2 separate regions of the Homo sapiens genome follow, and region 2 is linked to region 1. Evidence: read pairs that join two places in POLR2A ChIA-PET (ENCODE). Cell type or tissue: GM12878. All regions are shown on one strand. Links, peaks and the distances in the headings refer to the core of each region. The heading gives the core; the rest is flanking DNA.

Region 1 (5,380 bases), core at 79-5,078:
AAGGATGGAATAATGAGATTGTCTAGGGCTAGTGTTTTTTACCACAAGGTGCTGCCTCCTAGTAGAAGTAACCCATGAAAGCATTTATGTCCTGTTTGCTCTTAGTATGGGAATTAGATGCCTAGTAATTGTCATCACTCCGATTGTTTTGTTCACTATGTGATGTGCCAGGTGGGCCCTGTGTATTACATAGATGATAATATTTAGTCCCCAAGACCCCCCTATGAGGTAGACATTACTACAAATAAAGGAGGCTAGGTGGGTGGCTCCTGTCTTTGACAGGCTGAGGCTGGAGGATTGCTTGAGCTGAGGGGTTCGAGACCAGCCTGGGCAACATAGCCAGACCTTGTCTTGTGGAAAAAAAAAATTAATGAGTGAATGGATTTTAGAAAATAAAATAAAAACAAATAAAGGAGGCCTGGCAAGGGTTAAGTCACACAGCTGGCAGAGGTGGGGCCTGGATCTAGACTCAGGCTGCCTGGTCCTATATAATTCTGCTGAGCTGCCGCCCTGTTACCTGAACATCAGGTAACAGCAAAGCACACACTGCCCCACAACTCAACACATGTTTTTCCATGTAGAGTTCTTGGGGAGGAACTTTGGGGACAGGGTTAAATTGCCTTAAGAATAAGTAAAAATAAAACTATTTTTATGCTTCAAATGTCACTGGAAGTTTGACAATTGAATTTTAAGAAACAAAATGAATTTAAGTGGACTCTGATATTAATTATTTGTTACAGGAATCGAAAAAAGTTTGGAGTTCTTAATTCTCCTTTTATTGGTACTTATGCTAGAACACTATTCACTATTGCTGATCGAGAGACAAAAAACCTAGGTGGCAATTAGGCCTATTAAAAGCAGATGTTTGCAGTTTTTGTCTGCATTTTTTTTGGGTGAAGAGCAGCCAGACTAGCAAAAATTTTGTTAGTTTCCTAAGCCAGTAAATTTGCTGGCAGTGTCTTTTGGATGGTTTTGCTGACACACTGAAAGATCAGGATGGCTTGTTATCACAGACCTTTCCCTTGAGGGTGGGCACCCCTTTGGCCTGGCATTCAGGTTTGAGCACTAAGACTGGGGTCTCTGGCAGTTTGATTTAGAGATGGGAACCAGCCCGCCCAGCACTTTATCCATCTGCCAGTCATGATTTGCATATTTGGCACTCCCAGTTCTTCGGAAATTAAATGTCACACATCATCCAGAAAAGGTTGGGACCTTTGTTAGGCCTTTCAGGGAGGTGTTCTGATGTCCTTCATGGCCACCAATCTGTAACATTTTTGAGACTAGTAGCTGACTATTCAATAAAAAGGGAAAAAACCAAGATGGCTTTAGGAACTAACATTTACATGGAGTCTTTAAGGGCAAAAGTGTGAATATTATCAAAGCTTTAAGAGCTTCTTTATTCTTCATACTTTCCCTTTTTTCTCTCTCGATAGTCTAAGGGAAAGAGATTATATTCAAATAAAAAGGAAGTGAGATTTCCTCCATTGACATAATTATTTTTACAGCTGTTGGGCTGTACAGTATAAACTACCGTACTTCTCAGGGCCAGCGAGATCGTGGTTCACGTTAAGAGTTGAGTATACGTAACGACTCTTGCTAATTGGGAGTAAAAGTAACTACAGAGAAAGTATTTCCAGGTCCTATCTCAGTGAATAGTTTGGTACACCTTTCTCTCAAGAGATTAAAATTTTAGAAATTTACACTTTTGCCATTTTTTCTTTCCTTTTAATCCTGTTTTATGGTAAAGGAACTTTGCAACAGTGAACAACAGGAAGGGCAAAGAACCACATGTTGAAAATCACAACTTTATTATCTTTTAACATGTTAATTTAAATCTTGGTATCTATTTCAATTTCCATATAACTCAATTTAAAAGAGTTTTTAGAAGCTTAATCCTTTTTAAATTGTTTTTTGGTTATACAGTAAATTGTAAAAGAGAAGAAAAAAAATTCCTCCACTTGGAAATAATTGTTATCAATATTCTACTGAGTTTTGGTGGGTGTTTCCATTTGTGCCTAGGCTCTTTGGAGGACCAGTGTTACTTTCACATGTTTCAGAATAGTTTCTCTGTTTTGCACTTTTACATATTTCCCTCTAGTCTTATTATTTTTTTAAGAACATAGGAAGACTTTGTTAAACAAAACTACTTATTTCTCCTTAGTATGACTTTCTGATTTGGATGTCTGTGTATCAGTTTGAATAATCTGCATTTATTCCAGCAGCATCCTTTAATGTGGTCACTGTTCCCAGATTTGCTAAAGCCTAAGTCTGTGTTCTGTAATTGGAGCAGAAGCAATCTTATTTCAGAGACGGGTATTAATAGAATTTCTAGTTTTCTGCCTCTGTTGTCTTTTTATCGCAAATATATGCCTTATTTGTTTGCCAGTTAAAAAAAATTCACATACCATAATTCAAATACCTTACAGTTCACCCGTTTAAAGTATGTAAGTCAATGGTTTTTAGTGTATTCAGAGTCATGTGGTTATCACCACAATCAATTTTAGAACCTTTCATCATCCCCCGAAAAAACCCTGTCTTCGTTAGCAGCCACTCCTCACTTCCTCCCAAACTCCAGCTCCCCAGCACCATGCAACCACTAATCTCCTTTCTGTCTCTGTAAATATTTGTCTATTCTGGACATCTCATAGAAACGGAATAATACACCACGTGGCCTTTTGTGATGGACTTCTTTCACCTAGCATAGCTTTTAAGGTTCATGCCAGTTGTAGTGTGTAGCAGTACTTTATTCTTTTTTATTGCCAGATAATCCCTTGTATGGGTATGTCATGTTTTATTTATTTGTTCATCAGTTGGTAGACATTTGAGTTGTTTCCACCTTTTAGCTATTATGAATAATGCTATTATAAGCCATTTTGCATACAAGTTCTTGGTGGTATATTTGTTTTAATCTCTCTTGGGTGTGTACCTAGCAATGGAATTGCTGGGTCATATGGTAACTCTATCTAACCTTTTGTGGAACTGCCAGACTGTTTTTTTTTTTTTTTTGGAGACGGAGCCTCGCTCTGTCGCCCAGGCTGGAGTGCAGTGGCACGATCTCGGCTCACTGCAACCTCCGCCTCCCGGGTTCAAACGATTCTCCTGCTTCAGTCTCCCGAGTAGCTGGGACTACAGGTGCATGCCACCACACCCGACTCATTTTTTGTATTTTTAGCAGAGATGGGGTTTCACTGTGTTAGCCTGGTTAGATGGTCTTGATCTCCTGACCTTGTGATCCGCTCGAGAGAGAGAGAGAGAGAGAGAGAGAGAGAGAGAGAGAGAGAGACTGAGACTGACTTTGCCTGTAATATCAGCACTTTGGCAGGGGGCCGAGGTGGGAGGATTGCTTAAGGCCAGGAGTTCGAGACCAGCCTGGGCCACATAGCAAGACCCTGTCTCTATGAAAAATTTAAAAATTAGCTGGGCATATTTGTGTGTACCTGTAGTCACAGGTACTCAGAAGGCTGAGGCAGGAGGATTACTTGAGTCCTGGAGTTTGAGGCTGCAGTGAGCTGTGATTGCACCACAGCACTCTAGCCTAGATGGTGGAGTGAGACCCTGTCTCTAAAAAAGAAAAATTAAAAACCTGTATAAGGGTATGAAGAATCTGTAATGGTTTAAACAATGAGGACTTAGTTGTTGCTTCTTTAGAAAAAAAATACCCTTTAAAGTTATATAGGCTTATGTTCCATGTCTGCATATCTTATTTGCGTATCTCATTGCCTTAATGGATAACCGCATCATTTTCCGTATTTAGTTTCCATCAGACACCTGTTTAAAATTTTAGCTTCAGATGGATGTAGGTACCAGCTTTTCACATAAAATTATTTATGTCCCTTTTCTTAAATGGCAGCAGCAACATCAACCCTTAGTCTCGGTCACAAGATGTAAGTTGCAAGCGTAATTTAAAAACTAGGGAAGTGCTGTGGAGCTTGTGGCTGTGGTGTTGTCTTTTTGAGATCGCGTGTTTCAGAGTTGTGATAAGGACCTAACCACATACCACACAGAACTGGCTGGGCCTCTGGAAAAGGGAAGGTGATCCTGTTGCCAGTGCTATGCATTGTAATCCCTGGGGCTCTGTGTAAACAAAATACCTTAGGACTGGGAAGGAATCCTAAGAAGTAATTTTCTCTATCCCTGTTTTTTGTCAGGACTGAATTTAACCTTTTCAGAAAGGTAGTGCTCTATACTTTATTTTCTAAAGATAACTGTGTAGCAGATTCTAACATACTCACTGGAAATGTTTGCATTTATAGTAATCTCATTTATTTGTTTGAGACAGGGTCTTGCTCTGTCACACAGGCTGGAATGCAGTGACGCAATCATCCTGCCTTCAGCCCCCCAAGTGGCTGGGATTACAGGCATGTGCCACCACCCCCTGCTAATTTTTTTTTTTTCTATTTTTTGAAGAGATGGGGTCTCACTATATTACCCATGCTGGTCTTGAATACCTGGGCTTAAGCAATCTGCCTACCTTTACCTCCCAAAGTGCTGGGGATTATAGGTGTGAGCCCCTGCACCTGGCCAGTAATTTTAGATTTTTATTTAGAAAAAATCACTTTTAAGAGACAGAGAAAACCTTCCAGTGAAGGTGTTTCCATGAGTTTGAACTTTGTTATACAGATCCACAATCCTTATCTGAACTTCTTGGGGGGCCATATTTGTTTTAGAATTCAAGTTTTTTGGGGTTTTCAAAAGGTTATTCCCTGTATTTTCTACCCTCTAAAGTGGTTCTGGAGCATTACCCCACGATAAAACACATTAATGTTTCTTAAACAATGGTATGAATGTTCATACTAAGGGAGGTAAGTGATGATTATCAGTATCTTCATATCAGTTCAGGGCATGCTTTGCCATTAAATGAGTTTTTAACTTAAAAGATACACTTTCAGGTTTTAGAGTTTTTTGGATTTTGGAATTGTACATAAGGAAGTTAAGGGATGATGGGCTTATATTAACTCTGTTTCAAGCCCAGGATGAGGGTAGATAAAAGAAATAAAAATAGAAAAGACCAGGTGTGGTGGCTCAAGCCTGTAATCCCAACACTTTGAGAGGCCGAGGCAAGCAGATAACTTGAGGTCAGGAGTTCAAGACCAGCCTGGCCAACATGGTGAAACCCTGTCTCTACTAAAAATACAAAACTTAGCCAGGCATGATGGCATGTGCCTCAGCTACTCGGGAGGCTAAGGTGGAAGAACCGCTTGGATCTGGGAGGCGGAGGTTGCAGCAAGCTGAGATCGCGCCATTGCACTCTAGCTTGGGTGACAGAGTGCGACTCTGTCTCAAAGAAGGAAAGAAGGAAGGAAGGAAAGGATAGAAGGAAGGAAAGGGAAGGGGGAGGGGAAGGGGAGGAGGAAGGGAGGAAGGCAGGCAGGCAGGCAGG
Region 2 (5,380 bases), core at 281-5,280, 52 kb before region 1:
GCTGGAGTGCAGTGGCGTGATCATGGCTTGCTGTAGCCCCTACCTCCCGGCACCAAGCTATTCCTCCCACCTCAGTCCCCCAGGTAGCTGGGACTACATGTGTGTGCTACCACACCTGGCTAATTTTTTTTTTTTTTTTTTTTGGTAGAGATGGAGTCTCACTATATGGCTCAGGCTGATCTTGGCCTCCTGGGCTCAAGCGATCCTCCCACCTTGGCCTCACAAAGTGCTGGAATTATGGGCATGAGCCACCACACTGGGCTTTTAAAATATCTTTTTGGTAGTATTCCTTACTTTCCTCTTTAACATTATTTAAACTTTTTCAGGTTTTTTTTCTCCTAGTTAAAAAACGAAGTATTGTTTTTTTTCTGGTGTTTCTAATTTTTTTAAGGGTAATGAGTAATCTGTATTCATATATAGCAGTTTTTTGATAGATGCTTAGATGCTTATGTCTGTTGTAAGATAATGACTACTACTTCTCTTTTCTTTTTTTTCTTTCTTTTTTGAGACAGAGTTTTGCTCTTGTTGCCCAGGCTGGAGTGCAATGGTGCGATCTCGGCTCACTGCAACCTCCACCTCCCGGGTTCAAGCGATTCTCCTGCCTCAGCCTCCTGAGTAGCTGGGATTATAGGAACCTGTCACCACGCCTGGCAAGTTTTTGTATTTTTACTAGAGACAGGGTTTTGCCATGTTGGCCAGGCTGGTCTCGAACTCCTGACCTCAGGTGATCCACCCTCCCCGGCCTCCCGAAGTGCTGGGATTACAGGCATGAGCCACCGCGCCCGGCCTGGTTATTTTATTTTCTACAGGGAAAGTGATAAAGCACCGTGTAAACATTCAGTAATCTTCTGAGAGTAGAGTCTAATATCTCAGGATAAGAATTGTAATTTGAAGATTCAAAAAGAAATATAATACAATCCACTTTGGGGGAATGCTGATATGGTCTTATCTCTTTGGTCTTAAAATTGCTTCCTCTAGTCCTTGTGGCTTTGTCTGATATGACAGTATTATATAATTTATAGCTGTGTGTAAATTATATAATAATTCACATTCTGTTCTGAGACTGAGCGACCAAGAAGAGATCTCAAAGCATCTGTCATACACATAACATTCATAAACATAGAAACTGTATATGGAAAGGTGATACTCTAAGTGATGAATCCCAGTGAACTTTTTTTTTTTTTTGAGATTGAGTCTCGCTCTGTTGCCAGGCTGGAGTGCAGTGGCGTGATCTTGGCGCACTGCAACCTCTGCCTCCCAGGTTCAAGCAATTCTCCTGCCTCAGCCTCCCGAGTAGCTGGGACTACAGGCACGCGCCACCACGCCCAGCTAATTTTTTGTATTTTTAGTAGAGATGGGGTTTTACCATGTTGGCCAGGATGCTCTCGATCTCTTGACCTCGTGATCCGCCCGCCTCTGCCTCCCAAAGTGCTGGGATTACAGGCATGAGCCACCGCGCCTGGCCTGAACAATTTTTTGAGGGATACTAGGTATTAGTTAGAATTCACAGAAATGTTAAAAATTTTTTCTGTTCTTCTTAGAGTTAATTTTTGATAATGAAATTATTTTTACTATGTCATATGAGGTTAACTTTTTTGAATGAGAAATCATAATTATGGAATTGAAATCCACCTGGAATTTTTTTTTGAGGTATCATTTTTGTGAAATGATTCTGTTTATTTGGAGTTTTGTGGCATTTGGTATTTACTTAAAAAAAAAAAAGGATTTTGAACTTTATCTTTTTAAAAAATTCTGTTTGTAGCTAGGCATGGTGGCTCGCGCCTGTAATCCCAGCACTTTGGAAGGCCGAGGTGGATGGATCACTTGAGGTCAGGAGTTCAAGACCAGCCTAGCCAACATGGTAAAACCCCGTCTCTACTGAAAATACAAAAATTAGCTGGGTGTGGTGGCGGGTGCCTATAATCCCAACTACTCGGGAGGCTAAGCCACAAGAATCGATTGAACCTGGGAGGCAGAGGTTGCAGTGAGCTGAGATGGTGCCACTGTACTCCAGCCTGGGCAACAGAGTGAGACTGTCTCAGAAAAAAATATTGTGTTTACTAAAAATTTGCAAATTACCATGACAGAATTTAATAGGGCACTTTAAATTACATATTAAATGGCTTACAAAATCTTTCTGATCATTTTTGTTGTTGAATAACCAGGTTTTTTCTTAGTGTATTTAGTCTTCAGTTTTTATAATGGGTTACTAGTTTTATATCTTATACTACTTTTTACTCCATATTTTATATTGCTGACAGGCTAACAGTTGGGTTGAATAGATCTGTATGTTTATTTTTATGCATGTACATATTTGTATGACTACGTTTATTTCCCATTTAAAGGTAGAAAAGACTTATCTTTACAAAGTTTTCACCCCACCCATTTTTGGCTTAAATAAAAGAAGACAAGTGGTTTTTTTTTTTTTTTTTTTTTTAGTGTAGACAGCCCAGGCTGGAGTGTGGTGGCATGATCTTGGCCCACTGCAACTGCAACCTCGGCCTCCAGGGTTCAAGCGATTCTTGTGCCGCAGCCTCCTGAGTAGCTGGGACTACAGGCGCCTGCCATCATGCCTGGCTAATTTTTTGTATTTTTAGTAGAGACAGGGTTTCGCCACGTTGGCCACGCTGGTCTTGAACTTCTGAGCTCAGGTATTCTGCCTGCCTCAGCCTCCCAAAGTGCTAGGATTGCAGGCGTGAGCCACCACGCCTGGTAGGAGTACAAAGTCTTTCTAAGGTGACTGACAATTTTTGGAATCAGGTTTTACAGATTGAGGGAGGTTTTTGTGTATATTTTGTTGTCTACATCATCACCTGAGATTAACAGTAGCTAATAATAACAGCTTTTATTTCTTGAGCACTTTTCTTTTTTCTTTTTTCTTTTTTTTTTTTTTTTTGAGACGGAGTTTTATTCTGTTGCCCAGGCTGGAGTACAATGGCATGATCTCGGCTCATTGCAACCTCTGCCTCCCGGGTTCAAGCAGTTCTCTCTGCCTCAGCCTCCTGAGTAGCTGGGACTACAGGCTACTGCCACCATGCCTGGCTAATTTTTCTATTTTTAGTAGAGACGGGGTTTCGCCGTATTGGCCAGGTTGGTCTTGAACTCCTGACCTCAGATGATCTGCCTGCCTCAGCCTCCCAAAAGTGCTGGCATTACAGGCGTGAGCCACCGCAACTGGCCTGTAATCTCAGCTGCAACTGAGCACTTTTCTGAGCCAGACACTGTTCCATGACCTTTACATGTATTATTTCATTTCATCTCCACAGTAAACCTTGGGAGGATGGTTTCATTATTATCCTCATTTTACAGATGAGGAAACTGAGGCACAGAGAAGTAATTTGCCCAGGTTCACAGAGGGAGAGCCAGGCTCTAACCCAGTGTTTGACTCTAAAACCAGGTTTTCCTCAGTATTGACAAAAATGTTTTGTGAACCTTTCTACCTTCTTGACTACAAAGTGATAGGATTTATATTTTCATGGGTAATAGCTGAAATGTATCTTTAGCTATCCTAATCATTATAGTGTAGCCTATATGGAGAATTAAATAGCCTCTCAAATGTCAAAGCAAGCACATTAAGGAAGGATCTATGTAGAAAGAAAATGCTAATAGTGTGATAACTAGTTTGTTTGTTGATCCTGTGCCTGCATTGACTTTCTTGCAAAATTCATATAGTTACAGGGAATGTTGTTATGTAATGAATTGACTAGTAGTAGTTTTTCCAGCTACGGTCAGTTGATCAGGTTTCTCTTCTTAAGTGTTTGGAAGATCTGCAGTTTGGGAAGGGAATAGATACAGGGGAGATCTTTGAGCAGATGCATTGACATGTGTACTCATTGGGAACTATTTCCTCCAGTGGTGAGCAACCTGAAGCCTTTCTCAGTGTAGCTTTTCAAGAGTCCTAGATCCAATTTCATAGACATCCTTTCAGAGCATGCACAGCAGAGGTGAAATGGAGGAGAAGCGTGTAGGGCAAAACTACCTTCTTCAAAGAAGGGAGAAACTTTGTAGAATCACTGGTTCCTAGACGCTTGTGTTTTGGCCAGGCCCTGGCCAGCAAAGGCTAGCCAAAGGCATGCTTTGGAGGAGAGGTAGTATCAAGTTTTTTTAGAGTAGACCGTGAAGGTGCCAGAAACTAAGGTGCACTGACAGCTTGGTCTATGGGGAACCTGGCTGCATTGGTTCAGGTCCCCACTTGTCCCACTTGCCTGGCCTAAACACACCCCTGGCACGGAGAAAGAGGATGAGACTCACTGCTGGATCCCTAGCACCTGGCCCATAACAGGTTTTTTGTGAAAGTTGTACTGAATGAATTGAAATAATTCTAGTCCCTGGTCTACCTTCTATAGTTTAAGCAGCAAAGGGGTTGTAGGGACGTTTAAAGGGAGAATATAAGAACAAAAGACTAGAACACACTGCCTCTCTTGCCACCTAAAAAAGTCATGCAAATTTCTCACTGTCATTTTATTCAGTGAAGCAGGAATCTCACTCTTAAGCCTGTGGAATTCATTAAATTTGTTTTCTTTCTGAATAAAAATAAATGGGACCCATAGACATCTTTGTTTTTTTCCAAACCGGCCCTTGTGCAGAGAAGGTTGTTGTTGCTAATTTTAGTCCTTGTGATGTATGGTGGAATTTATTCATGTATTTGCAGATAATACTGGACTACTGGAAAATCAAACTAGTTTGATCAAACTAGTTTGGGGTATATCCCAACACATTGCCAACACATGTTTCTTGGGTGATGCATTATGAATGCATTATCCAAGGATTTATCTAATCTTTGTTTGAGGTGGTTGTTACTTTCAGGTTCTTAGGGTAATGAGTTTGGAAAGTTGTAATTTAAGCTGTACTTCCTTTTTCATTCCCAAACCATGACTTTTCTTTTTTTTAAATAATAGAGACAGGGTCTCACTATGTTGGCCAGGTTAATCTTGAACTCCTGGCCTCAAGCAGTCCTCCTGCTCAGCCTCCCAAAGTTCTCAGATTACAGGCATGAGCCACTGCACCTAATAGCAGAATCAATCTGCTATTGATTCAATACATTCTCAGAATCATAGTCCAACCTTGTTTTGGCATGGTTTTATGGGGAATTAAATGCATGAGATCTTTACAAGCTGTGTTACTATGTCTCTGTGTGTCTTTTTGTAAACGGTTCTTTTCCTGTTCAAATATATTTTAAAACATAACCTTTAGAAATCTACATTTGCAAACAGAAGTTTGAGAAGTAGCAGCAATGTCACAGAGCCTTTAGTCAATCTAAGTCCTTAGCTGATGTAAGTCATAATCATTATGTGTCAGCTGCCCATAATTGAGCTGAGGAGAACATTTGAATCAGTATGTTTAACAACATAGGGAACTAATAATTGTTAAAGGTTATCAG

The links. Peaks named below come from ENCODE experiments on the same cell type or tissue, not always from the same donor. Only the 100,000 strongest peaks of a DNase experiment are listed, where the experiment ranks them.
Region 2: POLR2A ChIA-PET joins it to region 1 with 7 read pairs; 10 of 35 experiments call an interaction of 5 or more read pairs at or near these places.

The regions. Positions count from the first base shown.
Region 1 is chr10:119,782,297-119,787,676 of GRCh38, forward strand. The region is part of intron 3 of INPP5F (inositol polyphosphate-5-phosphatase F); the gene reads left to right. Among named protein-coding and RNA genes, the nearest start is that of INPP5F, 59 kb to the left of the region's middle. RefSeq lists a silencer at 3,841-4,135. In GM12878, for the core only: no CTCF peak of the experiment used is centred there; a DNase peak (open chromatin) is centred at 2,555; H3K27ac peaks cover 438 bases.
Region 2 is chr10:119,729,622-119,735,001 of GRCh38, forward strand. The region is part of intron 1 of INPP5F (inositol polyphosphate-5-phosphatase F); the gene reads left to right. Among named protein-coding and RNA genes, the nearest start is that of INPP5F, 6.3 kb to the left of the region's middle. RefSeq lists an enhancer at 3,611-4,111. In GM12878, for the core only: no CTCF peak of the experiment used is centred there; no DNase peak of the experiment used is centred there.